Linked DNA regions of Homo sapiens: all the other regions are linked to region 7. The links are chromatin contacts, found by Hi-C or POLR2A ChIA-PET in ENCODE. All regions are on one chromosome and are shown on one strand. The core of a region is the stretch at or near the end of the contact, and the rest is flanking DNA. Distances in the headings are between cores, read along the strand shown.

What was found. Hi-C counts contacts between places; a loop is a spot of excess contacts on that map. ChIA-PET counts read pairs that join two places held with the same protein, here RNA polymerase II (POLR2A). Pooled maps may share reads with other maps.
Region 1: a map with no recorded cell type shows a loop between it and region 7 (5-fold over the local background). The contact joins the promoter of IL2RA here to the promoter of LINC02642 in region 7. A Hi-C loop is called at or near these places in 1 of 168 maps with a recorded cell type or tissue (B cell), 18 of 37 single-sample maps with no recorded cell type and 5 of 50 pooled maps. POLR2A ChIA-PET finds 5 or more read pairs at or near these places in 1 of 52 experiments (activated naive CD8-positive, alpha-beta T cell).
Region 2: a loop to region 7 is called in a map of OCI-LY7, with 7 times the contacts of the local background. The contact joins the enhancer-like site here to the promoter of LINC02642 in region 7. A Hi-C loop is called at or near these places in 1 of 168 maps with a recorded cell type or tissue (OCI-LY7), 3 of 37 single-sample maps with no recorded cell type and 4 of 50 pooled maps.
Region 3: a loop to region 7 is called in a pooled map, with 6 times the contacts of the local background. The contact joins the promoter of GDI2 here to the promoter of LINC02642 in region 7. A Hi-C loop is called at or near these places in 4 of 37 single-sample maps with no recorded cell type and 4 of 50 pooled maps. POLR2A ChIA-PET finds 5 or more read pairs at or near these places in 1 of 52 experiments (OCI-LY7).
Region 4: a map of B cell shows a loop between it and region 7 (6-fold over the local background). The contact joins the promoter of IL15RA here to the promoter of LINC02642 in region 7. A Hi-C loop is called at or near these places in 1 of 168 maps with a recorded cell type or tissue (B cell), 7 of 37 single-sample maps with no recorded cell type and 6 of 50 pooled maps.
Region 5: a map of B cell shows a loop between it and region 7 (6-fold over the local background). The contact joins the promoter of TASOR2 here to the promoter of LINC02642 in region 7. A Hi-C loop is called at or near these places in 1 of 168 maps with a recorded cell type or tissue (B cell), 4 of 37 single-sample maps with no recorded cell type and 5 of 50 pooled maps.
Region 6: a loop to region 7 is called in a map with no recorded cell type, with 5 times the contacts of the local background. The contact joins the enhancer-like site here to the promoter of LINC02642 in region 7. A Hi-C loop is called at or near these places in 2 of 37 single-sample maps with no recorded cell type and 2 of 50 pooled maps.

What each region holds. Positions count from the first base shown.
Region 1 is chr10:6,060,279-6,064,492 of GRCh38, forward strand. It overlaps IL2RA (interleukin 2 receptor subunit alpha), which reads right to left and starts at 2,089. Exons shown (of 8, transcript NM_000417.3): 1 at 1,810-2,089. The coding sequence starts at 1,873. RefSeq lists an enhancer at 1,800-1,849 and a cis regulatory region at 1,842-2,472.
Region 2 is chr10:5,581,129-5,585,363 of GRCh38, forward strand. No RefSeq gene overlaps it. Among named protein-coding and RNA genes, the nearest start is that of LASTR, 13 kb to the right of the region's middle. RefSeq lists enhancers at 2,276-2,804, 3,411-4,235. Within about 2 kb of position 1,728, at least 7 of the 41 ENCODE cell types and tissues checked have a DNase peak (open chromatin) inside an H3K27ac peak, as active enhancers do; they include OCI-LY7, where a contact is called at or near this core.
Region 3 is chr10:5,810,844-5,815,102 of GRCh38, forward strand. GDI2 (GDP dissociation inhibitor 2) reads right to left here and starts at 2,591. Exons shown (of 11, transcript NM_001494.4): 1 at 2,371-2,591. The coding sequence starts at 2,415. It overlaps LOC124902367 (a long non-coding RNA gene), which reads right to left and starts at 2,354. Exons shown (of 2, transcript XR_007062041.1): 1 at 1,472-2,354; 2 at 1-1,113. RefSeq lists silencers at 1,872-2,411, 2,552-2,821, 2,882-3,061 and enhancers at 2,013-2,605, 2,606-3,198, 3,262-3,361.
Region 4 is chr10:5,974,708-5,978,855 of GRCh38, forward strand. IL15RA (interleukin 15 receptor subunit alpha) reads right to left here and starts at 2,836. Exons shown (of 7, transcript NM_002189.4): 1 at 2,698-2,836. The coding sequence starts at 2,785. RefSeq lists enhancers at 1,090-1,359, 1,490-1,569 and silencers at 2,460-2,839, 2,930-3,599.
Region 5 is chr10:5,682,235-5,686,488 of GRCh38, forward strand. It overlaps TASOR2 (transcription activation suppressor family member 2), which reads left to right and starts at 2,604. Exons shown (of 22, transcript NM_001321783.2): 1 at 2,604-2,941. RefSeq lists enhancers at 2,158-2,397, 2,538-2,647, 3,268-3,447 and silencers at 2,698-2,957, 2,998-3,047.
Region 6 is chr10:5,838,044-5,842,409 of GRCh38, forward strand. No RefSeq gene overlaps it. Among named protein-coding and RNA genes, the nearest start is that of TRV-TAC3-1, 14 kb to the right of the region's middle. RefSeq lists enhancers at 1,981-2,280, 2,491-2,670, 2,951-3,000. Within about 2 kb of position 2,373, at least 9 of the 41 ENCODE cell types and tissues checked have a DNase peak (open chromatin) inside an H3K27ac peak, as active enhancers do.
Region 7 is chr10:7,471,599-7,475,996 of GRCh38, forward strand. It overlaps LINC02642 (long intergenic non-protein coding RNA 2642), which reads right to left and starts at 1,251. Exons shown (of 4, transcript NR_184109.1): 1 at 1,172-1,251. RefSeq lists enhancers at 390-589, 600-699.

The DNA.
Region 1 (4,214 bases), core at 839-3,338, 1.4 Mb before region 7:
TGAGGGAAAAGAGACTACGCACTGGGTACAGCATACATGCTCAGGTGATGGGTGCACCAAAATCTTACAACGCATTGGGTACAGCATACATGCTCAGGTGATGGGTGCACCAAAATCTTACAAATCACCACTAAAGAACTTATTCATGTAACCAAACACCACCTGTCCTCCAAAACCTATTAAAATAAAACACATAGGTCAGGCGCGATGGCTCACACCTGTAATCCCAGCACTTTGGGAGGCCATGGCTGGTGGACCACAAGGTCAGGAGTTTGAGACCAGCCTGACCAATATGGTGAAACCCCATCTCTACTAAAAATACAAAAATTAGCTGGTCGTGGTGGTGCACGCACCTGTAAACCTAGCTACTCAGGAGTCTGAGGCACGAGAATTACTTGAGCCCATGAGGTGGAGGTTGCAGTGGACTGAGATCACGCCACTGCACTCCAGCCTGGGCAACAGAGTGAGACTCTGTCTCAAAAAGTAAAAAAAAAATAAATAAAAATGTAATAAGTAAATAAAATGCCCTCTTTAAAGACACTCCTACATCTGGGCCAGTACACAGCCCAGCATGACTGGGCACTTCCCCTAAACAAGCAAGCAGACTCCTGAAATGCATCATTATGTTTCATTTCTTAATAAATTCTTTCTACAGCCAGTTAGCATTCTACTTGTTGCCATTATAGACTTTCAAAAAACACTATAAACTTTCTTATCTGTCTTCCTGAGTAAGCAAAGGGAAGACATTATTAGAAAATTCACACTCAATTAGGAAGAGTGGTTTGAGGTAGAAGTTGGTGGTTTTTTATTTCTTTAAAAAAAAATATTGGCCAGGCACGGTGGTTCATGCCTGTAGTACCAGCAGTATGGGAGGCCAGGGTGAGTGGATCACTTGAGCCCAGGAGTTCAAGACCAGCTTGGGCAACATGGCAAAAACCCCATCTCTACAAAAAAATAAATTAACCAGGTGTGGTGGCGTATGCCTGTAGTCCCAGCTACTCAGGAGGCTGAGGTGGGAGGATCGCTAAGCCTGGGAGGCGAAGGTTGCAGTAAGCCAATATCGCGCCACTGCACTCCAGTCTGGCTGACAGAGACAGTGTCAAAAAAAAAAAATCTTCGAGAAAATCCATTTGAAACAAGGAATGAAATTTAAAATTTGCATATATAAACACGTATACATATACATATCATGTATATACATAGGATTATGAGAAGTAGTAATGTTCTAAAAGTGAGTATGCATATTTTTAAAAATTTCTGTAAAGTTGCACTTGTAAGGAAATTCCTAGGTGTTATTTCCTAAGACGTAAAAGCAGTGTATACATCCTTGAAGCTAAACTTTTCTGAGATCTTAAATTCTCCCAGTGTTTGATATATGAGTACTCATGTCTCCAGCAAATTAACCTGAACTTAAAGAGCTTCCTGATAGCTTCTTAGTTGGGGGGTGGGAGTGCAGAGAATAAAAGGAAATTCATTGAAGAATAAAAGATAATTTCTTGAGAAACCTGCTCATCGGGACCCTGTTAACATCCAAATATCCCAAATATCATGCCACACTATTCTTCCCAGAATTAATTGTCAAGGACTGAGAAGGACAGGAGAACCTAATGCTATTTCAGGCTCTCTTGACAGACCAAGGAACAGTGAGGCATAAACTGGGGTCCCCGTGGGTCACAGGCAAGAGGTGGAACCCAAGATTCAACTCCCTTCTTGGAACCATCTACCTGGGGACTCCCTCTGGTTCTGTGGCTGGGAAGAGGGATGCCCATCAGCCTTCCCGGAATTCCGGGGGCACCCACAGGCCCTTACCTGCCTGGCAGCCAGGCACCATGATGAACGTGAGCAGTCCCCACATCAGCAGGTATGAATCCATCTTCCTGACCCTTGGGACCAGCCGGGGCAGTGAAGCGGAGGTCTTTCTCTGCAGAAGGCCCAGTTGCCGTCAGCCTCTTTTTGGCATCGCGCCGGAGGATGTGGGATGGGAAGATCGGTCCGCCTGGGCTGTCACCCTTGTGGGTCCATCCAGTCTCTATCGGAGTCAGGAGTTGCTCTCTTTAAGTATTGGGCTGGCGTGTTCAGCCAGGAAACTGCCTAGCACTCTCTTCTCTCATCTCAAATATAGGAAGTGTTTTTTTTTTTTTTTTTTTTTGATGACAATATAGTTTGCGGTAATTTTTCAAACCAGGTTTTTTTTTTCAAGTTCAATTGCTGGAGGTGTGGGCTGGGGTTGATGAGAAGGATTGAACTTCATTTATGAATCCTTTCTTCAGCTACGCCCATAAAAGGAGAGGGAGATTCCCCTGCCGTTGAAGGTAGGGTGAGCAAGCACTTCTTGGCAGTGGTCTCACCCAGCACTTCATAAGCTGAGTCCTCCCCTCAGGGCTGTAACGTCCTCAGGAGTCAGCCGGGACCACCTGGGATGAAGGAGCAAAGTCCTGACAAGATTCTGGTCAGGCAGCCTCCAATATTCAAATAATGGAGAAGGATGCGGCGAACTGAAGGATCCTGAGAATTCATAAATAATTCCCCAAGGCTTATAACCTGTACTAGCCATCATCATTTCACCACAGTGCCCTGGGCTCCTGAAAGTGCATTGTCATTTTATAAGGTGTTTTGCTTCCAGATTTCTTTCTCTTAAAGGATCATGCAAAAAGTGGGCTTTGGTTTTAAACTTTGGATTATTTTGTAAAATTCAGTCTTGCTTATTTATTGATCAGAGCTCTCTTCTGATTATTATGAAATGGTTGAGTGTGTTTTGCTCCCTGGAAATTTGTCTAAGACTTAAAGCCATTGCATAGTTAGAGCAAAACACAATTTTTTAAATACTAGAAAGCAAGCAAAGATATTAACAAAAAGAAAACCCTCCGGGCAAGCCAAGGAATTCAGGGTTCCAAAACACATCACGTTGACTGGGCCTGGTGGCTCATGCCTGTAATCCGAGCACTTTGGTAGACCAAGGTGGGTGGATCACCTGAGGTCAGGAGTTTGAGACCAGCCTGGATGACATGGTGAAACCACCGTCTCTACTAAAAAAAAAAAAAAAAAAAAAAAAAAAAAAAAATTAGCCAGGCGCAGTGGCACACGCCTGTAATTCCAGCACTTTGGGAGGCTGAGGCAGGCAGATCACCTGAGGTCGGGAGTTTGAGACCAGTCTGGCCAACATGGTAAAACCCCATTTCTACTAAAAATACAAAAATTAGCCAGGCGTAGTGGCGGGCGCCTGTAATCCCAGTTACTCAGGAGGCTGAGACAAGAGAATAGCTGGAACCGAGGAGGTGCAGGCTGCAGTGAGCTGAGATTGCGCCACTGCACTCCAGCCTGGGCGACAGAGTGAGACTTCCATCTCAAAAAACTTGTCAAAATATGACAAGATTCTCTTAAATTCCACAGCAGGTATAACTTCCTCTCTAGGAACGTTTCTCACTCTGCGGGCAAGTGCTCCAGTAGAAACTCCTAGTACTCCCACCAAAGTCACGCTCCTTTCTTCTTGGGCATGGGAGTAGAATGCACTTGCTGCCTCTCCTGGAAAATAGCTTATGCTTTAAGTAGTTAATGTGGATTGTCATTATAAAATATTTAAATTTATGTTAATGTCTTTTTTTTTTTTTTTTTGGAGCGCAATGGCACAATCTTGGCTCACTGCAACCTCTGCCTCCCAGGTTCAAGTGATTCTCCTGCGTCAGCCTCCTGAGTAGCTAGGATTACAGGCACGCGTCACCACATCCAGCTAGTTTTTGTATTTTTAGTAGAGACGGAGTTTCACCATGTTGGTCAGGCTGGTCTCGAACTCCTGACCTTAGGCGATTCACCCACCTCGGCCTCCCAAAGTGCTGGGATTACAGGTGTGAGCCACCACGCCTGGCAATTACAAGATTTTTTTAAAGCCATATCACAAAGCCCCCACAATTTTTCTGGTAAATAAGAGGCCCAACTCTTGGTTCTGAGATGGACCATGGTTAAACAAGTCATTGAACTGGCTTTTCTGGTTCACCTTACGGATGAACGCTCTGTCGTCGTTTGCTGATGCTGAGGTTTCCAGTTGATGCTGCATGGCACGATGCAGGGATGTGAGAAGAAGTTGGGGGTGCAAAAGCAGACCCATTTTGTCACGGATTGCCCAGGATCTCATACTGAAGCTGTAGCAAAGCTTTTGCCCTTAATGAGTTTACAGGTGAAATGGAAAGACACTTGAGTGTCCCTTCCTCCAGGAGGCC
Region 2 (4,235 bases), core at 478-2,977, 1.9 Mb before region 7:
AGGCATGATGAGCCACCACGCCTGACCACCACCACCATTTGTTGAAAAGGCCATCCTTTCCCTGTTGAATTGCTTTGATAATTTTGTCAACAGTCAATTGTTCATGTCAGTGTGGGTCTACTTCTGAGCTCCACTCATCTATTTGTCTATTCTTAGGTCAATACCACACTATTTAAATAGCTAGCTTTACAGTAAAACTTGATGTTAGGTAGTGTAAGCTCTCCAACTTTTTCTTCTTTTCCTAAATTGTTTTGCCTATTCTAAGTCTCTACATTTCCAAATTTTAAAATTCATTTGTCAATTTATATTTGTTTTAAATGAAAGCCTATTGGGATTGTGTTGAAGCCATACTTCAGCTTAGGGGGAACTGACATATTAATACTGAGTTGTCCAATCCATGAACATAGTATATCTTTCCATGTATTTACATCTTCTTTAATTTCTCTCAGCATCATCTTGTGTTTTCAGTATTGATATTGAATATTTCCCATCTTTTATTAATCTGTTGCTAATTATCTTATGTTTTTTGACACTATTGTAAATGGAATTGGTTTTTTAAATATCAGTTCCCAAATGTTTGGTGCTACTATATGAAAATACAATTGATTTTTGTATCTTGACCTTTCTTCAGAAGTGTTTTAATGGGATCTGAAAGAAGAAGTGAGAGAGGTTTAATGAATCAGCCTGTACCTGAACAGGAAGAGAGAAAATGAACAGAAAGGGAACTGACATGCATCGAGTTCTCTATCTGCAAAGCACTCTGCTGGAAATTTTTCATACTTAATTTTCACAGCAACCCTGTGAAGTTGGTTGTTATCCATGTTTTACAGATAAGGAAAGGAAGTGCTCCAGGACCCCACAGGTAGCAAGTGGCAGCCAGGATTCAACCAGAGCTTTTGAGCCCTAAACCCTGCATTCCTCTCGGTATACAGCGCTGCCACGATGCCGCAGAGCAATAGCATGTCAAGTGCTCGCAGGATGGATGCATAAAGAGGTGGCAGCTTACATCAAAGCCAGGTGACCTCCCGTCCAGCTCCTGCAGCCAGGAGGTGTGAGATCCCTGGTGGGCACATAGAGCTAAAGTTCTCCCACCTGTTCTTTCTAGGGCTTAAGCTGCCATGAGCCAATAGGCATGGATGGATGTGATATCCACAGCATGGTGAGCCATGGGCAACAGGGGCATGACCTAGTCCTGACCACACTGGGCCAGCACCAGGCCGGCCATGCCTCCCCAGAGCCTCCCTGGTCTGGGAAGTTTGTGGGCAGGATAGCAGAGCTGTGAGGATCAGTTCCACCTTGCAGATGAAAGAGTACCCTGAGGCCCAGACAGAACCCAAGTGCTGAGCCCGAGAAGCGAAAATCAGCACTTGGGCTTTGTTCCCCAAACCTCTCCTAACATGAGCATCACCGGGGGCAATTTTTCTAAAGCAGATTCCCAGATAACTTCCCCAGAGTTTCTGATTCAGTAGGTCTGAGATGCGGCTCAGGAATCTGTGCTCTAAGCTGCCGAGTGATTCTTCCAATCAGGATATTCTGAGAAACATGAAGTTACTGCTTCCTTAAGGGATTAGGGAAAAACCTGCAGATTGGATGGGAATGAAACAGACCTCCTACCAGAAGTGAGGTAAAGGTCGAAGCCTGTGCTCAGGCAAGCGAGCTGCGTGAGTACCTAAAATGTGTAGGGGATTCCCTCTTCGATGAGTAAAACGGCCAGAGCTCGGCTCTTAGGAAGGTTAACTCCTGAAATGTTGGGTGGGGTCAGGGAGGGACGCCATGGAGAAAAGGGCTTGGCTATGACTCTCAAAGCCTTCAAAGGAAAATGCCCCCCTCTGGCTCCCCAGGATATGGCAGCACAAGACGTCCAGTGGGTAACTGGAAAGAAACCGTCCCAGGGCTCGTCACAAATCACTGCCCAACCAATGAATCACAGGTTATCTAGACAGGCTGAATTCACCACCTTTGCCCATTGGCCGCTTAGGTGCTGAGGCCGCAGGATCTGCCAGCACAGGACCATCAGTTCCCTCCCGTGCCTTATTTACATTTCATTTTATTATTTTTTTAAATTTTATTTTAGAGACATGGGGACTTGTGTCGCGCAGGCTGGAGTGCGGTGGCACAATCACAGCTCACTGCAGCCTCCACCTCCTGAGCTCAAGAGAGCCTCCCACCTCAGCCTCCTGAGTAGCTAGATTACAGGCACGTGTCACCACCCCTGGCTAATTTTCTTTTAATCTTTTGAGGCTGATGTTCTGGTACGTGGGAAAGGAGAGGGAAAGGGGCTGCAGAAGAGAATGAGAGAAAGGGAGGAAGGAATTGAAGACATTCAAGTGTGAGTGGGGAAATGCATAAAAGAGAAAAGGCTACGCAGGGCCAAGTGGACCCCTGAAAACACAGACACAGAGCAGGCACATGCTGGTGGTGCATGGCAGGGCGCTGTGCTGGGGGCTGTCCCGGCCTGGAGAGGGGCAGAGGGATTGCAGTTGACATGTCAACAATCGCTCCTGAATGGCAAGCCCGAGCCCTCCCCTCCACTCCTTCACTCCTGAAGTCCGGTCAAGAGGCTCCAGGCTCTTTTTTGTTACCTTTTTCCGCACCACTGGTTGCCCTGGCAACAGCCGCAGCTGGCCCGTCTCCCAAATCACAAGCTGTAATGAGAATCTCAGGCAGGTTTGTTCTGCTCTGCTGGCTCGCAGACAATAGGTGGAACGCTGGCCCACAGCTGTGGTTTCAGAACCTGTCCCCGAGGATGCCCCGCAAGTAAGGGGAGGGAACAGGGTCTGGGAGGAAAGGTGAGAAAGGGCTCAGCTAAGAGAGAAGGCAGCGGAGGAAACAGGAATGTCCTGGAACTTCCCTACCACCACCTCTGGGACAAACCGGCTGGATGGGAGTGCACAGTGGATGGATCCATAGCTGAATACACAGCAGCACCTAAAGGAAGTGTCTGCCCAGCCCCCAGCCTGCGCCTGCGCCTCCACTGTTCTCACCCAGCGGCTTCAGTGAAAACACGCTGTCCAGATCCACAAATGACCCAAAGCTTCCAGGGAGAGCAAATGTGCTGCAGGCGACAGAGCTGGTATTCATAAAAGAGACCATATTCGATTGGAACAGTGGGCGGAAACTAATAATTTTGAGAAAGATATAGGAAAAGTTGGCTGAACAGAAATTGTCTCGAGAGGCCGGGCGCGGTAGCTCAGGCCTGTAATCCTAGCACTTTGGAAGGCTGAGGCAGGTGGATCACTTGAGGTTAGGAGTTTGAAACCAGCCTGACCGACATGGTAGAACCCCGTCTGTACTAAAAATACAAAAACAAATGGCCAGGCATGGTGGCGGGCACCTGTAATCCCAGCTACTTGGGAGGCTGAGGCAGGAGAATTGTTTGAACCCAGGAGGTGGAGGTTGCAGTGAGCCAAGATCACGCCACTTCACTCCAGCCAGAGCGAGACTCCGTCTCAAAAAAAAAAAAAGAAAAGAAAAAAGAAATTGTCTCGAGAGTCCAAATCACTCGCAAGCTCAGTGCACATCAACAGGGACGCAGCAGCTTAGAACACAGACGCAAGCGGGAGGCACGTGTGCCAGTGTGTCACTGCAGCCCATTCTTTGCCTGGTGGCTGAGCACCCCTCAGGTAAAGTGTATGGGGTCTTAGAAGTCAAGTTGGTGGATGCAGTTTGAATTCAGCTTCCAGTATTTAAAATGTTTGTAATTGTATAAATCAGAGGCTGTGTAATGTTGGGGTCAAAAGCAGGAATGCTGGAGCCAAACTAACTGGGTGTGAATCCCAGTGTTTATAAGCTGTGTATCCTTGAGGAAGTTACTTCACCTCTCTGAGTGTCAGTTGCCTCATCTATACAATGGAGGCAATAGCACTGCCTCCCTCCTAGGGTTTCAGTGAGAATTGAGTCAGTGACTCTAGGTAAAACACTCAGAAGAATGCCGGCACACCGAAAGTGCAAATTCTGGTTGCTAATGGTATTAGTGACTCAGCTGTTGCTTTCAAAAGGTTGATGAGTTGTTTTTGCCTGGAGGGCCCTGGACTCGGAATGCCTGGCCACCCTCAATACTCTCGAACCTAAACTCCTAGTCACCCTTGTATGGTCAGGCTGTGTCTGGCCACTCCCGACAGGAGGTGAGTAAGAGGGACCAATGACCCTCTCCCCAGAGCAGCCCGAGGCCACATGCACCAGCCCATGGTGCTCCTATGGCCCTTGGAGAGCCCCACTAAGGAAGGGCTGTCCCT
Region 3 (4,259 bases), core at 1,341-3,840, 1.7 Mb before region 7:
TAAGATAACTATCAATATTTGTGATTATGAGCTTAGACTTAACAACTCATACAAACAATGGCAGCACTAAGCAACACAGCAACTCCAGCACTTCCTTACACTTCTTTAAAAGTAACAAGTTCCTAACACTGAAAGTACTTGCCTTTTTTTAGGTTCTTAAGTCTCAGGCACTAAAGTAAATTTTAAGAAAATTAATTAACTCCAGACATTCAAAAGTTAATTCTGAGTGCTAACTTTGGTTTTCTCTTCTTCTAATTTTTAATCATCTAATTCCTGGTAACACTAAAAATAAGGATATATGATTTCTCATTATCAAAATCATCCTGTCATCACTACTCCTATCAATGATGGTAATAATGTGATTGTCCTGAATTGATATAATTATCAAAGAACATCTCAGAAAACTTAGGAAGGCTCACAGAGATTAAAGTTATCACAGCTACAAAATGACAGCAGAAACAGGTCTGATTTCTAGTTAAGTATGCATCTACCATTCATCAAAGAGTTCACAATCCGAATGAAAATTTAAACAAAGCTCATTATCTTAACTTGTTATATAAAAACACTTTCACCATCTTTGATACAAAGTGATGTGAACGAGGCTTGTGGAAGCCTGCATGATGGTGGATTTGCACTCACTCGTGCATGCTTAACTGACCTCAATTGTGAGCAAATCTGAAAGACCAGCAACAACCATAGAAAAACGGTGGAACTAACCGGCTCTTAAAACACGCTGGCAGCAACACTACCCATTCCAACAGGCAAAATCCACCACAAACTACTAAGCTCAGCTTGGAATCCCAATTAGGCACTTAAAAAAAAAAAAAAAAAAGCACAAAACCTGCAGTGGGTAGGGCCTATTCATTTAGGCATCCAACAGTCTTCCAGCTTTTCAAAGACAGACACAGGATTATTCCTGGATTGGTCAAACATAACGAAGTATTCAGAATGAATATTCTCTAATAATTGCATATAACTATAAACAGAAAAATGACAGACCAGAAAAACACGATTCTAATTCTTCACAAACCTTTCCTAAAAAATTAGCCAAATAAAAGTTCGAAGGTTTTCTCTTGCCTAGAGACATCTAAAAGTGTTATTTTGGGATGTTACCTGTAAAAAAAAAAAAAAAAATTGGTTTGACCCTGAGAGATTATAATAAATTTCAAAAAATTTGAAGTGGAAGTCTACATTAAATGACTCAGGAATTTGAAGTCAGAGTACATAGGATACACAAGATTTACATCAGTATTCATCTTAATTATGATCAAGCAGCCCAAAGTTAGAATTTCAAATTTCCCCAAAAATTGATAGTTAAAATGGTTTTCTCCAAAGTGAATTCTTTTGCAAGATGAACATTTAAAAAAAAAAAAAAAAGAACAGAAAAAGTACAAACTACAGAACCTGCCTGCGTTATCTACAGATTACCTAAAGTTCCCTTAGAAACAGATAACCAGGAAAATCAATATACCATGATATTAGGTACACCTTGCATTCATATATTACAATGCATTCTTCATGTTATTATCTTCCAACTCCCTGAAGAAAGCTTCGGAGTACAGAGAACTTGGCTTTTAGCAATCCATCACCAACCCAATTCTTAGGGGAAAACAGTCCAGAAGAGACAAAGGAGGCAGAGAACCCACCAAACAAAAGGAAAAGGCGGCGAAGGTCAGGTGCGAAAGCATTTGACGGACAAGTTTTGAAAAAACTCAATTCCAATTCTACAGATGCTCAGTAAGTGAGAAGGGAGGGTGGCTAAAAGGATTCAATAATACTTCTCATTAGCAGGGGGGAGAAAGGATTAAAAGACTAATTTCCACGTTTTCGCCAAAAATATAAGTTAATCAAGCCCTAGCAGTTCCGAAGCAGTGATTATCCAAGACTTGTCAGGAAACCCCGTACTCGGCTTTGGCAGCCAGACTGACCCGGGGCAGCGGCCGAGGCGGAATAGGAAATGCAACCGCGAGGCCTGCACCGTCCCCTCCGCCTCGGGTGCTGGTTTCCAACCGGGCGAGGTCACCGGCCCAAACCGGGGAGCGGGACCCTTGGCCCGGGCGGCCTTCTCCCCTCCCCTCCGCTTCCGCTGGGGGCAAGCGCAGAGGCCGGGCTCGGCCGTCACCCCGCCCCGAGCCTCACGGCCCGCATCTCCATTTCCCCGCCTGCCCCTCACACTGGGAGCCGCCCGCTCGCCCCGGGACGCGGGGCGCCCCTGAACCCGCCCGCGCCCCTAGCCACGACTCCCGTCCCGAAAACTACGGCTGACGGCAGAACGAGACCCCCGAGGAGCTGCGACCCGCGGGCCGTGCAGGAGCCGGGGGTGCGCCCGCCCCGGCTGCTCAGCCCCGGCCCCTCAGCCCTGGCGCCCACCGTCAGGCCGGTGCCCAGCACGATCACGTCGTACTCCTCATTCATGGCGGGGCAGGCGCGGACGCAGGACCCGAGCAAGGAAAAGGCGCAGGGGCTCCGTGACCACCCTACGAGGCTGGGAGGCGCTCTTGGGCGCGAAGGAAAGGGGAAGAGAAAGAGAGGAAAATGGAGCTGGCGACAAGGCGAGACCGACCGCCACCTCAGACGGGAAGAGAAGAACTGGGCGGGGAGAGGAGGGGAGGGAGCGAGGAGGGGAGGGCTGTGACTGAGCCTCCGCAGCCGGGGCGGGGCCTGCAGGCGCCGGGAGGGCCGCCAATCAGGCGCTCCCGGCACTCTAATTGGTTACGTCCCCGTCGCTCGCACAACTTTTTTTCCTTCCCCGCCTCTCGCGAGAGGAAAAGGGCGGGGCGTCGCCATTTTGGCTTCCGGTTCCCCTTGCGGCCTCTGCCACGGTGGTTCGGGAGGCGGCGCGCGGGCCGGGGTGGAGGTGCACGGAGCCGCGGGCGGGGACTGCTGGCCACCACCGTTCTGACTCCCGCCGTCGGGGCGGGAGCTCGCTCGGTCCAAGGTCCCAGAGCCGGATCGCCGCCCTTGGACTTTGAGCGGGCGCGTGCGGCGGCCACGTGGGCGAGGAGCGCGGGCCGGGCTGCCTCTCGGGGGTGGCGGCCTTGGTTCCTCCCGCGGGGCTGGGCTTGCCGGGGCCCGGAGCCCGCCGGGAAGAGTTCGGAAATCACACGTGTCCTTTTTCCCGCTCTGTGCCCTCCTTGTTTAGTGCGTTGCCGGTGGGCGCTTTAGGAAATTGGTAGGAGGAAAAGCGGCTTCTTTTGAAAAGGTAACCCTTAACAGAGATGAAAGTGAAAGCCAGGTTTCATTGGGAAGCCGATCTGCACCTACCGAGGGCTGTAACTTAAAGCCGCTGTAAACGTGGTAGCTGATCCTTGTATGCAAAGGTTTAGGCCCTAAGCTTAGAAACTGTTCCTTGCTTGCCTTCTACCCCGCTCCTCTTTTTCTAGAATTCTCTTAGGAATCTCTGGCTTCATTGAGGACACAGGTGTAAGCAGAAGCTGTGTTCTCAGCTCCAAGAGGCCGACCCCACGAAAGCCTAAGCAGGTGAATTTCGTAAAGACGTTGACAGTTGGAAAACCTGTGCTTTCAGCACGTGATAAATCTGCAGAGTCAGCAGACAATGAAGATTTGGCATTCAAGAACTCCTCAAATACTTCTCGATAGTAGCTATTCAGAGCCTGCCTTGATAGACCGAACTTGCTCATATTTAAATCATTAAGATAGAGGAAAGAATGTAACAACTTTTTAAAATGTTTCTTACCCCATAAATACTTGAAGAAGATATGTTATATTGGACCATGGATCTTTCTGGGGGGGAGGGGAGAAGAAAGCAAAAGTAAAGTTTAAATTTACATTCAACCTTAATTTGATTGTATATATTTGTGACCAAATGAATTAGTGCACAGTTGACCATACAACTGATTATGCAACAGTGAGTGTAACTGACTTTTCTTTTGGCTAAGCTAATGATGACTAAAGAAGGTCCTTCTGTTGCTCTGTCTTCAAGTCATCAGGGGGTCATACTACCTATATTTTTGAACCAATATGAAATAACCCTTTTTCTTTATTTTTCTGAGACAATCTCACCCTGTCGTCCAGGCTGGAGTGCAGCGGTGTAATCATGCCTCACTGCAGCCTTGATCTCCTGGGCTCAAGCCATCCTCCCACCTCAGTCTCCCCAGTAGCAGGGACAAGAGGTACAGGCCACCACACCTGACTATTGGCCCTTTTTTTTTTATTAGCAATAACAATAAAGAGCTTTTTTCACAATTGCCATCAGCCTCTGGCTCTTGAAGAGAAATTTAAGCATGTCAACTGAATTA
Region 4 (4,148 bases), core at 1,586-4,085, 1.5 Mb before region 7:
CTCTACTAAAAATACAAAAATTAGCCGGGCGTAGTGGTGCAAGCCTGTAGTCCCAGCTACTCAGGAGGCTGAGGCAGGAGAATCGCTTGAACCCAGGAGGCAGAGGTTTCAGTGAGCAGAGATGGAGCCACTGCACTTCAGTCTGGGCAACAGAGTGAGATTCTGTCTCAAAATAAGTAAATTAAAAATAAATAAAAATTAAAAATAAATAAATAAAAATTAAAAATTAAACACCTGAGAGGTCAAGGCTGCAGTGAGCTATAATCATGCTACTGCACTCCAGCTTGGGAAACAATGGTGTGACATTGTTTCAAAAAAAAAAAAATTAAACATACACCTGCCATATAACACAGCCACTCTACTCCCAACCATTCTCTACCCATGAGAAATGAAAACATGTGTCCATACAGAAACCTGTATGTCAGTGTTCATAGCAGCTTTCTTTGTAATAGTCCCAAACTGGAAACAACCCAAATGTCCCTTAACAAGTGAATGGCTAAACAAATGATGGGCTAGCCATGGGTAGAATACTACTACTCAATGGTAGAAACTAATGAACTACTTATACAAATTACAACATGGATAAATTCTCAGGATAATTACTGTCTGTGAAAAAAGCCAAACAAGAAAGAGTTCCTACCGTGTAATTCTATTTATAAAAAATTTTAGAAAGTGCATCAAATTGCCTGGGAGATGGGCGAGGTGGGAGATGAGGACTGTGCAGGGCATGAGGAAGTCTTTGGGAGTGATAGTTGTGTTCACTCTTGGTGGTGGCAGTGGTTTCATGAGTATGTATGCATTTACCTCCAAACTTATCAAAGTGTGCAACTTCAATATATGCAGTTTATTGTCGGTCAATTATACCTCAATAAGGCTGTTAAAGGGAAAAAAAACAACGGCTGGGCAAGCTGGCTCACGCCTGTAATCCCAGCACTTTGGAAGGCCGAGGCGGGCAGATCACAAGGTCAGGAGTGATCACCATGTTGGATCAGCCTGACCAACATGATGAAACCCCGTCTCTATTAAAAACACAAAAGTTACTGGGCGTGGTGGCGATCGCCTGTAATCCCAGCTACTCAGGAGGCTGAGGCAGCAGAATCGCTTGAACCCAGGAGGCGGAGGTTGCAGTGAGCTGAGATCGCGCTACTGCACCCCAGCCGGGGTGACAGAGTGAGACTCCGTCTCAAAAAAGAAAACAAGAAAGAAAGAAAAAGAAAAAGAAAAAACATTGAGAGCTTTGGGAAGGGAAGGTAGCAACATCTTTCTAAGGTCAAAGGGCAAGGCTGTGCAGCTGATGAGATCAGAGATCTCACAGTGGTGCTCCCCTATCCACTCAGTCTTCAAGGAAGACACCTCCTCTCTGCTGGGCTTTGACTAAGGCTGCATTTCACTTTCATATTGTGTAATCCAGCTGCCCCAGTTGCCAGCTATGGGGTCCTGTGACACTGCTAGCCAACTGGGAGGAACCAACCGGTCACCAACTAACTCTGCTTCTCAGATGTGGGGGGAAATCCAAGCATCAGAGTCTCATGAAAACGAAACTTCAAGAAGCCTCGCAGAGCTGGGGTGGGGGTGGCAGAGGGTGGGGGGGCGTTCAGGCCACACCAGGCAGCAGCAACTGTGCGTGGAATGGCTTTGGCCAGGGCCTGGGCAGACTGGCCCGACTGGATGTAAATTATTCAGGGTCTCGCTTAAAAACACACACAGATCATGGCGTTACTAATTCCTATAGAGAGTCCATGGATGGCCTTCAGTGGGGCTTTGACCCCAAAATCATATGCACATTTTGTAACTATGTTCATTCATGCATTTTTCTGGGGGCCGGGGGTTCATAGCTTTCATCAGACCCTCCAAGAGCTCCCTGACTATAAAAAGATAAAGAAGCGCTGACAAGGATAGAGCTAGACCCTGCTACTGTTTTCCTCCTTCCTCTGGCTGCCGGGACAAAACCCCTAGGAATCGCTCATTCCGTCCTCCCTGCCGAGATCAGAGCTCCGCGACCCGCTTTCTTCTCGAATACACCAAGCGATCACAGATCTCTTCCCCCTTTTTCTGCGAGTGTAGACTCCAGGCTGGCCCCCACTCCCCACCCCCATCCGGTCCCGACCGCCTCTGCTGGTTTCCTGATCGCTTAAGAATTGGAAGTTGTTTCCAGGTCCCCAGGTGTGCAACTTGCCCGACGCGTTTCCCCCTGGGACACAGCTCCTCCCCACCCTCCCAGCTCCCACTGACATAATTTACTTTTGCCTGGGAGTCGGGAGGAGTAGTTTCTCCCGGACCCCTCCGAGGACCGCGTGCTATGCAACACCCGCCCTGCAGTCCAGGCGCCTGGGAGAAGCGCACTCGCCCGTGTCTCCAAACTGCTGGACGCCGCCGGCTCCGCGCTCCCGTGGCCAAAACGGGCTTCTCAGAACTGCTCCTGACCTCGGCCTCGGAGACCCCAGCCAGGCCGCCCGCTCCCTTACGTGGGTGACCCGGGCGCAGCGGCGGCGCTCTCCCTGCGACCCCGGCTCCCGGCACGTGTCCCTCCTGCCCGGCGCCGCGTCCCCTCCCCGGCCTGGGCCTGCGCGCACCGCGCTCCCGAGGGCACCGACGCCCCCGCACGGCCCGGGGAGATGGGGCGCCCGGTTCCCTCCAGCTCCACGTCCCGGCCCCCTTCCAAGTCCCGCCCGGGCGCCCCTGCTCCCAGCTCCCTACCCCGCGTCGCCGGCGGCCGGAGCAGCAGCAGCAGTAGCAGCGCCGGGAGACCGAGGGTCCGGCAGCCGCGCGCCCGCCGCGGGGCCATGGCGGCAGCTCCACAGGACACCGCTGGACTCCCCGGGCGAGCGCTGCCCAGGCCGGGGGGAGGTGGCGAGCGCTGCTCTGGGACCTGCCGCCCCGCCAGTCGCATTCGCTTTCGCTTTTGCTTTGGCCCCCGAGGGCTCGGAGAGGTGCAAAGCGGTGACAGATCCGTGACTCAGCGTCCCCACCCCTGCTGGGGAAGGAGCCCCGCCGGCCGCCGCGGCACCGCACAGCCACCCCTGTCCCCGGGACGCATGGGCCGTGCCCGGTGGGGACCCAGGACCTTACCCACGCAAGCCCGGGAGCCTCCCGGTCCTCCGCGCTCGTCGTGCTCTGGGACCTCCAGTGTGCACTCGGTCCGGTGTCCCCACTGCGAAGAGAGTGGGCAAAGTCATCGGAGAGCAGACTCTCTCCAGCCCTCTCTGCGGCTCGGATCCACTTGACCTCGCCCGGCGCTGGTCGCCTCCAGCTGCTCCGCCTTCGGCTTTCCTGGTCTCCCTCCGCGGCCCTGCGCTCGGTTGTGAGCGGCCGGCCTGGGTGAGTGCCCGCGGAGGTGTCGCCGCGGTGCGGAGGCGCGGGCACCTGCCTGGTGCGCTCTGGCCCGGGCGGAGCGCAGCCCCCGCCACCTGCTGGCTCCCGCGGCCCCCGGCGCCCGCTGGGGCCCCAGCTCCGCCACTTCGCCGAATTCCTGCTGCAGCTTTGCTCCCCTAGAAAATGCCTCATCTTAGAAGGAGAGGGGGCGGAGGGGGGAGAAGGGGGAGAGGAGCCACAGTGCTTCACCTCTGAGCCTCGCTTCCTTAGGTTCTTCCAGGCTGCCATCCTCCTCTTTGGCTGGTGGGTTTTTTTCTTTCTTGGGGTCTCAAGTGAAGCCTGAGAACCGGGTCTGTAAGCTCCCAAGTGCAGATTCTCAGGTCTAGCGGTGACATTGGACAGGACGAGACATCTCCAAGCCTCGGTCATTGCCTCTTAAAATCTCACAACGTGTTTATGAGGCTTTTGTGACATACTTGCAAATTCTCTTTGAAAACGAAATAATCTGTACAATAATCCCCCAAGACACAGGTTTACCTTTATAACAAACCTGCACTTATAACCCTGAACTTAAAAGTTAAATAAAAGAATTTAGGGCCGAGCGCGGTGGCCACTCCTGAAATCCAAGCACTTTCGGAGGCCAAGGCAGGTGGATCGCCTGAAGTCAGGAATTCGAGACTAGCCTGGCCAACATGGTGAAACCCCATCTCTACTAAAAATACCAAAATTAGCTGGGCATGGTGGCGGGCGCCTGTAATCCCAGCTATTCAGGAGGCTGAGGCAGGAGAATCACTTGAACCCAGGAGGCTGAGGTTGCAGTGAGCTGAGATCGCACC
Region 5 (4,254 bases), core at 1,354-3,853, 1.8 Mb before region 7:
TAAGGGCATAAATATTTGCAGAAACAAAAATCTAAATTATCATGTCTAGCATTCCAAAATCCCAATCCTAGGTTTTCATCCAACAGAAATGAGTGCCCATGTACACCAAGAGATGTAAATGAGAATGATCACAAAAGTATTATTTATAATAGCCAAGAACTGGACACAGCCCAAATGTCCATCAATAATACAATGGGTAAAGCAAATGTGTTACATTCACGCCTACATATACAGCAATGAAAACGAAAGAACAAGTACACCCAAAAACACAGTGAGTCTCACAAGCAGGCACAAAATTATTCACTTTATATACAGTTCAAACCACAAGCAAACTAAATGATAAAGTTTCAGGGTGCATATTTAGTTGGCAAACTTACTTTTAAAAGCAAAGAAGAGAGTACCATGGAAGTCAGAATAGTGCTTAGGCTAGGGAAGAGGGATGGGGTACTGGCAATGTTCTATTTCTTGATGGGGGTGTTGGTTTCATGAATATTTGCCTTGTGATAAATCATGGAGTTGTACATTCCGGTTTTGTGCACTATTAAAATGTTGTTGTACTTCACTCTCTACTTCCACAGTCAGCCTTCTTCTGTTCTTGAATAGGTTTCATTTCACTTCTCAAGTCCTTTGCACTTGCTTTCCCTTCTGCCTGGAAAGCTCTTCCTCCACGTATTCCAAGCTTTGGTTCTATCAGTTTTGATCTTTAGGGTTTGACCTCAGATGTGCCCATTTCAGTAAGATCTTGTAGCTCCACTACTTCTGCCCTTGGCCTCCAGCCCCCAGTCCCATCCACTAGCATTTCCAGTGAGTTTTCACAGCATGTATTGTTATCTGAGATTCTATTTTCTTGTCGTGGTGATTTACCTGTGTTTGTCACTCACCTCTGGAATAAATTCCATTATAGGCAGGGTCCTTATCTAGCTTGTTCATGATTGTAAAACCAGTGTCTATTACAGCACCTGGTTACAGTAAACAGTAAACACAATGACTGAATCTCTTGGTATTACCAGCACAGTGCTTGACTCATGATACATGTTCATTAGCACTTAATCTCTCTCATTGGTACAGTCATATGTCACTTAATGTTTCAGTTAACAACAGACCACATATCCAACAGTGATCTTATATGATTATAATAGAGCTGAAGAGTTCTATTGCCTAGTGATGTCGTAGCCATCTTAATTTCGTACAGCAACACATTACTCATATGTTTGTGGTGATGCTGGTGTAAATGAATCTACTGCACTGCCAGTCATATAAAAGTACAGCACACATGGCCAGGCGCAGTGGCTCCACCGTAATCCCAGCCCCCCAGTGGGACAAAATGGAGGTGAAGACAATGATGTTGATGATCCTGACCCTGTGTAGGCCCAGGTTAATGTGTGTTTGTGTCTTAGTTTTTAACAAAAAAGTTTAAAAAGTAAATTAAAAAAATTTTTAAATAGAAAAAAACTTACAGATTAAGGATATAAAGAAAATATTTGTGTACAATGTGTTTGTTTTAAGCTAAGTGTTATTACAAAAGAGTCTTAAAAAGTTTTTTAAAAGTTTTAAAAAGTTAAAAAGTTACAGTAAGCTAAGGTTAATTATGAAAAAATTTAAAAAAATAAATTCAGTGTAGCTTAGGTGTACAGTGTTTATAAAGTCTACAAGAGTGTACAGTAATGTCCCAGACCTTCACATTCTCATTGCTCACTCACAGACTCACCCAGAGCAACTCCCAGTACTGCAAGGTCCATTCGTGAGAATGCCTTACACAGGTGTACCATTATTTTTCATACTGTATTTTTATTGTACCTTTTCTATGTCTAGATATGCTTATACAAATACTTACCATTGTGTTATAATTGTCCACAGTATTCAGTACAATAACATATAGCATGGGTTTGTAGCCAGGAGTAATGGGCTATGGCTTATGGTGTAAGTATGTAGTAGGTTATGCTTCTAGGTTTCTGTGATGTTCACTCAAGGACCAAATTGCCTAATGAGGCATCTCTCTCATAAGGTGTCCCTACAGTTAAATGATGTTTGCATGACTATTTATCATGGGCAAGGGTAAACCTGAATTTATTGATGGTCACCTTAGCTCTCTGTGCATGTGTTATAAATTTCTAGAGATGCTTTCCTAGGGGGTAACAGCCACACCTACTATATGGATTAAAACAAGGGCAAAATTTCCAAAATGTCGCATTCGGGCCAGACAAATAAACTGTTCTTGCAGCAGCACCTGGGGAATGAAACGCTGAGAAGGGAGAAGGCGCCCGAAGGCGACCACGTGGGCCACAGCCACAGCACTGTAGGTCAGCCGAGAGAGCGTCTCCCGCCTCTTCCCAAGGGCATCTTCCGCCTCCTGTCAAGGGTCGGCAACGCGAGACACCACGCGCTCGTTGGGATCGGCCGCCTAATCAGGAGCGAGCTGTGGCCTTACGCCTGCGCAGAGGGGAGACGCGAGCGCCGCGTGGACGCTGACCTCGGTCCGCGCCTGCGCCTTGGTTTCTTCCCGGCGATTGGTTCCCATCTCTGAGGGAGACGCCTCACTTCAGTTTTCACTTTCTTTTTTTGCCCCCCCCTCCCCTTTTCTTTTCCTTTGGCCGCGAGGTTTTGCTTCCGGTTGCTAGCGCCGGTCAGAGAGAAAGTCGGCATGTTCTCGCAGGCTGCCGGGCGTCCCGGGGTTGCCTCTTGCCCGTGACCCTGACGGGAGACAGAGCGCGGGCGGCCGCGGCGTCCCTGTCAGCGCCCGCGGCGAGGACCCCGGGGCTGGGGCGGACGGCGTGCCCCTGAGGGGGGTCCCCGCGGGAGCGCGGAGCCGGCGACTGGTGCTTCCCACGTGCGCCGGTGTCGCGAGGGCCCGGGAGGACGCAGAGCACGGCCGGGAGAAGCATGGGAAGGAGGCCGAGCCGGGATCTCAGGTCCTCGGGGGCGGCGGCCACGCCAAGGACGGGTAAGTCCCTCCTCGGCCTGGGCGCCCGGGAACCCTGCGAGGAGGACGGCGGGTCCCCGAGGCCGAGCGCTCGGGCAGCTGCCGGGGCTTGGCTGCGAGGGTCGACGCGTTCTCCTTGCCTTTTGCCGCGCTCCGGGTGAGGGGGTGGGAGGGGTCGGCGCCTTCTAGATGACTCAACCTTCTGTCCTGCGCTACAACCTGTGGCCGCGCTCGGTGTCGCCGGCAGGGAGATCCTAACCGTGTCATCTTGCCCCTTTCTGAGGCGTTTCGTTTGCGTCGCCTGTCAGGGGACAGCTGCGTCCTCAGGGATATGCTGATAAGTTCTTGGCTGAAGTTTCCGTCTTCGGGTTTGCACCGGCTGGGAAATCATTTCCTGCGGGTTCTGCGTGAAGCCTGCTGCTACTCGAGACTTCATGGCAATGCGCCACCTTTTCTTTTTAGGGTAAAACAGGTCTCTCCGAAGGGAGGGTCATTTCAGCAGCAAGCGCAAGCCGCGTTGGGATAACTTGGTGCGAGCAACACAGAAGTTTGTCTGAAGGCGGCGCCAAGCAGCGTTTCGTGGGAGAACTGGGTTGATGACTGAAATTTTGAGGAAGATTACTTTGGGAATTCTCAAGTTTCTCTTAGTCGCTTCTTGTCTATTTGAAATCTGTAACTTTAAACAAACCACGCTTACTCTTCCTTATTCTCCCTGTAAGGTACAATTAGAATAGAAAAGTTTATGAAAGTGTATCCAAAACTTAAATATGTGGCGTACAAGTGTATGGTATTATTGGAATGGCATTCGCGATCCTAGAGTCTACAGTGTTCCCTGAATAAAACTAGGGGTGAGCCTGGCGGTAATCCTGCCTAGGAGGTTTATAGCAAAGCAGTGTCCCCTAACGGTGCAAGAATACCCTTCTGTCGAAAAACTGCCTTATAGGAATGGGTGACTGTATGCGGTATGTCCTGTACTGTACATCAATAAATAACTAAGCCAGGCCAGAAAAAGGGTGACAAAAGGTCCACAATTATGTTAAGGAAGACCAAGACGGTATATTTGAAGTTTTGTGTATACAGAACATTTGCCCAAATGTAACTAATTTTTTTAAAGGGAGATTATAAGCATCTCCTGTGGTCCAAACATAGTTGTTAAAATGGGTTAAAATCGGTGAAGTGCCTAAGAACTTGACTGAGACATGGTGTTTGTTAAATACAGTATACTATCTATTCAGTAAAAATAGATCAATATGGCATGTATTTATCAAGTGAATTTCATTTTTCTGTTGGTAGACATTCAAGTTATTTTCAAGATATCCCTATAACTGACAATA
Region 6 (4,366 bases), core at 1,123-3,622, 1.6 Mb before region 7:
TACACTCCAGCCTGGGCCACAGAGTGACTCCGTCTCAAAAAAAAAAAGCTCTTACAACTCAACAACAAAAAAACGAACAATCCAACTAAAAACTGCGCAAAGAACTTGAGTGGACATTTCTCAAAAAAGATATACCAATGGCCAACAAGCACATGAAAAGATGCTCAGGCTGGCTGCAGTGGCTCACACCTGTAATCCCAGCACTGAGAGGATGGGGTGGCAGATGGCTAGAGCCCAGGAGTTTGAGACCAGCCTGGGCAACATGATGAAACCCTGTTTCTACAAAAATTACAAAAAATTAGCCAGGCATGGTGGCATATGCCTGCAGTCCCAACTACTTGTGGGGCTGAGGTGAGAGGATCCCCAGAGCTCGGGAGGTCAAGGCTGCAGTGAACCGTGATCACACCGCTGCACTCCAGCTTGGGGGACAGAGCAAGACCCTGTCTCAAAACAAACAAACAAACAAACAAAATCATCCTATGATCCAGCATCCCACTCCTAAAGAATTAAAAGCAGGGACTCAAACAGATACTGTGCACCAATGTTCATAGCAACACTGTCAACAGAAACCAAAAGGAAAACAAGCCAAATGTGCATCCGCAGATGAGCGAAGAAACAAAGTGTGTCCATCCATACAATGAAATAGGATTCAGTTATAAAAGGGAATCGAGGCTGGGCGCGGTGGCTCACACCTGTAATCCCAGCACTTTGGGAGGCCGAGGTGGCCGGATCACGGGGTCAGAGATCAAGGCCATCCTGGCTAACAGAGTGAAACCCCGTCTCTATTAAAAATACAAAAAATTAGCCGGGCATGGTGGCGGGCGCCTGTAGTCCCAGCTACTCGGGAGGCTGAGGCAGAAGAATGGCGTGAACCCGGGAGGCGGAGCTTGCAGTGAGCCAAGATCGCGCCACTGCACTCTAGCCTGGGTGACAGAGCGAGACTCTGATAAAAAAAGAAAAAAAGGGAATCGAGCATTAAAGTATGCTACATCATGGATGAACCTTTGCAATATTAAAATAACAGAAGCCAGACACAAAAGGTCACATATTGTGTGATTCCATTGATATGAAATGTACGGGATAATTAAATCCATAGAGACAGAAAGCAACTTGGTGGATGTCACAGGGACCTTTGTTTGAATCCCAACTTTGCCATTTATTGGTGGTCTAACCTTGAGCAGGGCATTTAACCTCTCAAGATTCCAGTTTGTTCATCTGGAGAATGGGGATGACCGTCAAGCCCACCTCAGCAGGGCATCGTATGGGAACTCTGAGCTTGGACCCGCTCAGCAGTGTTTTTTTTTTTCTTTTTGAGACGGAGTCTCGCTTTGTCACCCAAGCTGGAGTGCAGTGGCACAATCTCGGCTCACTGCAACCTCTGCCTCCTGGGTTCAAGTGATTCTCCTGCCTCAGCCTCCTGAGTAGCTGGGATTAAAGGCGTGCACCACCACGCCTGGCTAATTTTTGTATTTTTAGTACCGACTGAGTTTCACCATGTTGGCCAGGCTGGTCTTGAACCCCTGACCCTCCTCGGCCTCCTAAAGTGTTGGGATTACAGGCGTGAGCCACGGCGCCCGGCCCCTGCTTAGCACTTCTGTCATAGGCTCCTGTAACACGTGCCATTTCCAGTTGTTTTGTATCTGGATGTCACGTTAGACTGGACCCCATGTTGGCAGGGACTGCAACCGCTGTGTTGACCACTGTGCTTCTGCCCTGAGCACAGTCCCTGGCACGTTGCCGTCACAGTCTGGGAGGGGAGAATGAAGAGTGACTGCACATGGGTGCGGGGTTGTATTTGGGGTGAGGAGAACACTTTGGAGCTAGATAGCGGTGGTGCCTGCAGAACAGTGAATGTTTTAAATGCCACTGAATTATTCCTTTTATTTATTTATTTATTTTAGTTTTTTTTTGAGACAGGGCCTCTCTCTGTCACCCAGGCTGGGAGTGCAGTGGGACAATCATAGCTCATTGCAGCCTCAACCCCCACCAGGCTTAAGCCATCCTCCCACCTCAGCCTCCGGAGTAGCTGGGAACACAGGTGCACACTACCATGCCCGGCTAATTTTGTTTTTCTTTTTTCGGGGACAGGGTCTCACTATGTTGTCCAGGCTGGTCTCGAACTCCTGGGCTCAAACGATCCTCCCACCTCGGTCTCCCAAAGTGCTGGGATTACAGGTGTGAGCCACTGCACCCGGCCCGAATTTTTCACTTTAAATGGTTCATTTTACGTTACTTGAATTTCACCTCGATAAAAAAACAACAAGGCATCTGAAGTTGTCCACAGGCTTCACACAGCACGTGGAAAGGCGGGCCGGGGTGACTCACCCCTCTGGGGGTCAGGAACGCCGTTCTGGATAACTCGCATCCCCCTGGGGATGTGAGTCTGAGCTGCCCCGGCGAGCGCAGCTGTGTGCAGGGCCCGCAGTTCCTGTTTCCGTCGAGCCTACAGCCCAGAGAAGCGTGTGCTTCTCCCCACGGAGGTGGGTCTCCGTTTCAGGGTCAGACCTGAAAGCATCGGTTGCGTTTGCTGGAGTTGTTGTCAGCATGTTTGCCGCTTTGATTTAGAGGCCGGGATAAAGGGCGATTATCAAAGGACTGCATGTTCCCGGCATGGCCACGATGGGCCCCGGCAGTGTCCCTGGAGGCAGCAAGCTCACTGGACAGGAACAGAGGTGCCATTGTGTGTGGCTAAAGCAGCTAGAAAGTCAGTGCTTCTCTGCTGCACTGTGAGGCGGGAAGAAGATGTATTTCCACCTCGCGGGGCACCTCGTGTCCTGTCTGGGGGGTCTGTGGGCACCAGTGTCCACCCAGGTCCTGCTGCAGAAAGTGGGGAGGCCAGTGGCTCTGGGGCCCTCATTTGGATTTTTTGAGAATTCGTGCCTCCACGCTTTGTCCAAAGCTCTCCTGAAAACCCCTTCGAAAGTCAGGCACAGCCTAGTGAAGGTGCTGTTCCCACGGTTCATGTCATGTGGCCCTGGAAGGTCTCACTCGCTGCAGGTGACCGGGGGGCAGGAGGACATACAGAAAGGCTTCAGCCCACGACTGCCCTGGTGACGCGGGTCATGTCCTCACCCTCACGCCCCCTCATTGCCCCTTTATTTCTGGCATTTCCTTCCTCGGTGGGAGGCCCCCTCTCTGGTGCTGCAAATAAACACCAGACCCCGCCCATCAATCACACCTCTTCAGTGACACAATGACACCCTTTCTGTGCATCAGTGCCCTGTGCTGTCAGAGTCTCGTGACACAGATTCAAACTATTTGGGGATTCTATTTTGGCCAAGCACTGGCCAGTTATTTAACAGGTATGGATTATTTTAACCTTTGTAATTACTGCATAAAGCAGGTGTTACTAAATCCATTGTACGAATAAGGGTACTGACTCAGGTTGGGATTGGCCAAGGCAAGAAGCTGATTAGTGGTGGGGCAGGATTCAAATGTCTGAGTTACTGTTTTTTATACTGTAAGTTCAAAAAACAACAATAACAAAACAAAAACCAAAACAAACAAATAAAAATAAATAAGTAAACTGTAAGTTTAATAAGCTGGCCCTATAAGTAAACCAGTTACTGGAGGCATTCTCCCTCCAGAGCGAAAACAAGAGATTTCTGTGGCAGCTGTCGTATATTTGTAGAGATGGGAGTGATTTGGATAGATTGTTTAACGGTAGGCGCGGGGTCTTCACACAGCCCCTAAATCACCAAATGTGACTGCCTGGTCTACATGCACCAGAAGCTGCTATTTGACAGCTTTACTTAGCGAATGGCTTAATCACGGCATTTCCCCCTCGAATTGATGTAAAGGTGACTCCAAGAGCACAAATTCATTGAAAGTGTTTCTGCCACCATCCCCTTCATGTATACATCAAAGAAAATCAAGAGTAGGATGCCCCTGAGGCCATGGCGTGAGCTGGAATGCTCTTCTCCAACTCATGGTGTTGTCTTCTATATTAGTCTGTTCTCTCATTGCTATGAAGAAATACCTGAGACTGCATAATTTATAGAAAACAAGGTTCAATTGGCTCACGGTTCTGCAGGCTGTACAGGTCGCATAGCACCGGCAACAGCTTCTGGGGAGGCTTCCGGGGGCTTCCAATCATGGCGGAAGGCGAAGGGGAGCAGGCGACTGACATGGCGGGAGAGGGAGCGGCGGCGGGGGGCGCATTTTTAAACAACCAGATCTCATGACAACTCACTACTGTGAGGGATCCAACCCCACGACCCAAACACTTCCCACCACGGCCCACCTCCAACATTGGGGATTACAATTCAACATGAGATTTGGTGGGGACACAGACCCAAATTATTTCATCTTTTGTGAAGCCCAACCAGATCCCCCATCCCTGACACGAATTGCTCCTTCTCTGGTA
Region 7 (4,398 bases), core at 1-2,500:
TCTCACTATCCATAAAAATGAACACAAAAGGGATCAAAGACTTAAATGTAGGTGCTAAAACTGTAAAACTGCGAGAAAAACACAAAAACATAAGTCTCCATGACCTGAAGGGTTAGGCAATAGTTTCTTTTTCCCCAGAAAGTCTGGCTGACCTTAAAAGAGCCTGCTTCACACAGCATTAAAGATCTGTTTCACACCTGATGCATTACTCTTGCAATAGGCAGGGCTGTCTATGCTATCCTTGTAACATAACTCTTGCTGTGGCTGAAATGAACACACTTAGGCGGTGTACACACACACATACACACATACAGCATGGTCGCAGCCACTCATAAAGCCTGGATCAGTCTCTTCAAATCCTACATGGGCTTCAGCCTAGATAGTCACTGGGAACAGCAACCTCTCAGGGTTAAGCCAGGAACACTACAGTCATGCTGATCCTGAAACTGTTTCAAATATAGCCTGGAGTATTTAATACCTTTATAAACGGAAATGAAACTGGGTTAAAATAACGACCCAAACCAGATGGCGCAAATGTTCTGTTCTCTTCAGAAACTGAAAGAGGAACAAAAAAGAGACTCCTTCCCAAGGGAGCAGGTGCAGCTGCTGGGGAGCATCGGGGCTTTTCCTGAGCGCTGCAGACACCTACAGCCTGGGACCACGTGCTGCTCAGAATGCTCATTCTCTGATTTGTAAGCAATTAATATGGCTGTGACAGCAGCAATCCGGACACAGCAATGCAGAATTCTCAACACAATTCTACTTCCTAGCTCTAGTATTTGCTGAAATGTGCAACAACATGTTCTATAAATCAACTAAAATTTGTTGAGTGTTTACTGTGAGCCAGACACTGTTGTACCAGTATTACTGCAGTAACTCATTTAATCCTTACAACAATCTTACGAGATGGATTCATTTTTCCAAAAATGTACATTGAAACCTAAGCAAGTTAAGTAATATGCCCAATTCATAGAGCTTCTCACCAGAGTTTGGATTCAGGTCATCTGACTCCATAAGCCAGGTGTTTAGCCCTTACTCTCTTTTGCCAAACTGCTAGAATTATAAAAAAAACTGCAAAATGAAATCATTCATTCCTTGGTGTATTTGTTTTCTATTGTCACATTACCAGAAATTTAGCGGCTTTTAAAATAACACAAATTTATTTACTTACAATTTTGAAGATCAGAGTTTGGGGCTAAAATCAAACTGTTGGCAGAGCTTCATTCCTTCTTGAGGCTCTAAAGGAGAAGCTATTTCTTTACCTTTTGCAGCTTCTAAAGGCCGCCTACGTTCGTTAGCTGGTAGCCCCCTCCTCCATCCTCAGAGCTCGTCACTACAGCCTCTGATTTTGCCTCTGCATCTCCTTTCTCACCCTGACTGTCCTGCCAGTCTCTTATCAGGACCCTTGTGATTACACTGGGTCCCACTGAATAATCTGGGATAACCTCCCCATATCAAGTTCCTTAACTCAATCACATCTGCAAAGTCCCTTTGCCATCTAAGGTAACAGATTCACAGGTTCCAGGCCCTGGGATATGGACATCTTTTGGGGATGGTCATTATTCTAACACAAATAAGGAACTAATAAGCCCACCCATGTATCTGCATCATATGTTTCTTAAAAAGAAAAAGAAAAGAAAGAAGAATAAAACACAAGTCTGCAAGTTCATAAAGCACTTAGAAACTATCGGTGGTCAATATGGGGGTCACGTGGAATTGTCCACAATGTCTACTTCTTGGTAGGTTTGTACAAAATCAACAACTGTGAAAAGTTTCACATTAAATTCAAAATCAATAGCAGAGAGAGTTGAGAAAATCCCAAATATGTGGAATTAAACAATACATTCCTAATAACCAATGAATCAAAGAAAAAAAATCACAAGGGAAATTTGAAAATACTTACAGATGAAGGAAAATGAAAATACAACATACAAAAACATATGGAATGCCACAAAAGCTGCTCATAGCAGCAGCATTATTCATTATAGACAAAAAAAGTGGAATAATTCAAATGGCCATTAAATGATGAATGGATAAACAAAATGTGGTATATTCAAACAATGGAGTATTATTCAGCCATTAAAAAGGAATGAAGTGTTGAGACATGTTATGACATGAATGAACCTTGAAAACACCCTGCTCAGGGAAAGGAGCCAGGCACAAAAAGCCACATATTATGATTCCATTTATATGCAATGTCCAGAATAGGCAAATCCATAGAGACAGAAGGTAGGTTAGCAGTTGCCAGGGGCTGGGGGGAGGGAGGAATGGGGAGGACCTTGGTGCCTCACCAGAGCACACACCAGCTAACCTGTGATGGCCATGTGGCATGAATGAGAAACAGACATTTGCTGTTTTATTTAATTTTTTAATTTTTTTTGGGGGAGGGGGACAGAGTTTTACTCTTGTCACCCAGGCTGGAGTGCAATGGCGTGATCTCGGCTCACTGCAAACTCTGCCTCCTGGGTTCAGGTGATTCTCCTGCCTCAGCCTCCCGAGTAGCTGGGACTACAGGAATCTGGCACCACACCCAGCTAATTTTTTTTTATTTTTATTTTTAGTAGAGATGGGGTTTCACCATGTTGGTCAGGCTGGTCTTGAACTCCTGACCTCAGGTGATCTGCCCACCTCGGCCTCCCAAAGTGCTGGGATTACAGGCATGAGCCACCGCGCCCAGCCCATTTGCTGTTTTAAACCAGTGAGATCTGGGGCCTTGTTTATTATCATGGAATTCTAGTCCGTCCTGATTAACAGAGGGTAATGGATAACCCGAGGGCATTTTTCCAATATCCCAAAGGGATGGATAATTAATTACGCCCCCCCCCCCTTCTATTTGGAAATTTCACTGCAAGTTCTTCTAAGTACTCTTAGGACAGGCAACAGCTGAGTGGTCCCGATGAGCCCAGGACATCTCTGATTATTTGAATGGACTTCTCTTTCCCCTCCAGGTGCAGCTGGCTGTAGCAGAATGTGGTTTGAGAGTCCCAGCAGCGCCCTGAGGCCTCTGCCTGCTGAGTTCCTCCCATGAGTCTTCAGTCTCCAAGAACTGAGCTCTACTCTCACGGGCCCCAGCCTCACTCACAGGGACCCTCCAGTCACCTTTTTTATTTTCTATTTTTATTTATTTTTTTGAGGTGGAGTCTCGCGCTGTCACCTAGGCTGGAGTGCAGTGGCGTGATCTCAGCTCACTGCAACCTCTGCCTCCTGGGTTCAAGTGATTCTCGTGTCTCAACCTCCCCAGTAGGTAGGATTGAAGGCGTGCGCCACCACGCCCGGCTAATTTTTGTATTTTTAGTAGAGATGGAGTTTCGTCATGTTGGCCAGGCTGGTCTCGAACTCCTGACCTCAGGCAGTCACCTCCTTTAGATGATGGCCTTTCTTTGGGGGTTTCTCTGTTGTCCCCACCTCTGCCACTGTCCCTGTATTCTACCCTGCCTCCCTAATCTACCCACCCTGGACTAGACTGAAAGACCTGGACCTGGATTGAATGTGGAACATCTCTTACCGGACTTGGTTGTAGGAATATGACCATGCATTCATTGCAGATGCAAGTTAAAGAAGAATATTTTAAATATTGTTGGCTTAAGCCAGGCGGCAAAATATTCAAACATAAAATCTCAGATGCAGCCAAATCAGAACAGCGTGTTCTGGTGACGCGTTTCGGCAAACGCAATCATTCACGGGCTCCTCTGAGCCTAATTAAGCAAAAGCCCAGCTGGGGGCTACAGGAAAAACAACTGTGGATTCTACCTTCATTGCAACAGGTTACAACTGCTGATTTATGCCTCTCGGCAGGAACAACTGGCCCTGGGCCAGGGAGATCACGGAGGCAGCCAAGGAGCCCATGGGTTGCCCCCCTATCCCGGTCCACCCCACGGTGAGGACAGTGCCCTCAGTCACCAAATGCTCAGGATTTACATGAAGTGGGGTAGTCAGAAACTGCAGAGAGTCCATGGAAAGATAGGGGTCACCTCTTGGGGACAGCCAGGACCAGCCCTGCACTGAGTCAACACTTCTGCTGTTCTGCCCCTGAGCCTTTGCTCCCCCATCTCTCGCCGGTCGTTTCCTGCCAAGCGTCTGGTGCCTTCCTGCTGATCCCAGCTGTTTCTTCCCAGGGGCGTCCTAGCAACCATTCAGCCCTTGCATCCTTTCCTTTGAAAGGCCACCAGTCTCCCTCCTTCCCTCGAGCAGGAGGACCGCAGAGCGCACCCTGACGGAAGCGTTCACACTCAAGTGTTTATGGTTGCGTGTCTTCTTGCACAGGGATGTCTGCGTTTCCAATACCGGCTTCTGGACAGGACTCACTCCGAGAAATAAATGTGTAATGGATATTTCTTTTCTAGAACAAATGGGGTGGAAGTGGGAGTTTTGGCATCTCTTGAAATTTCATTTCGAGGT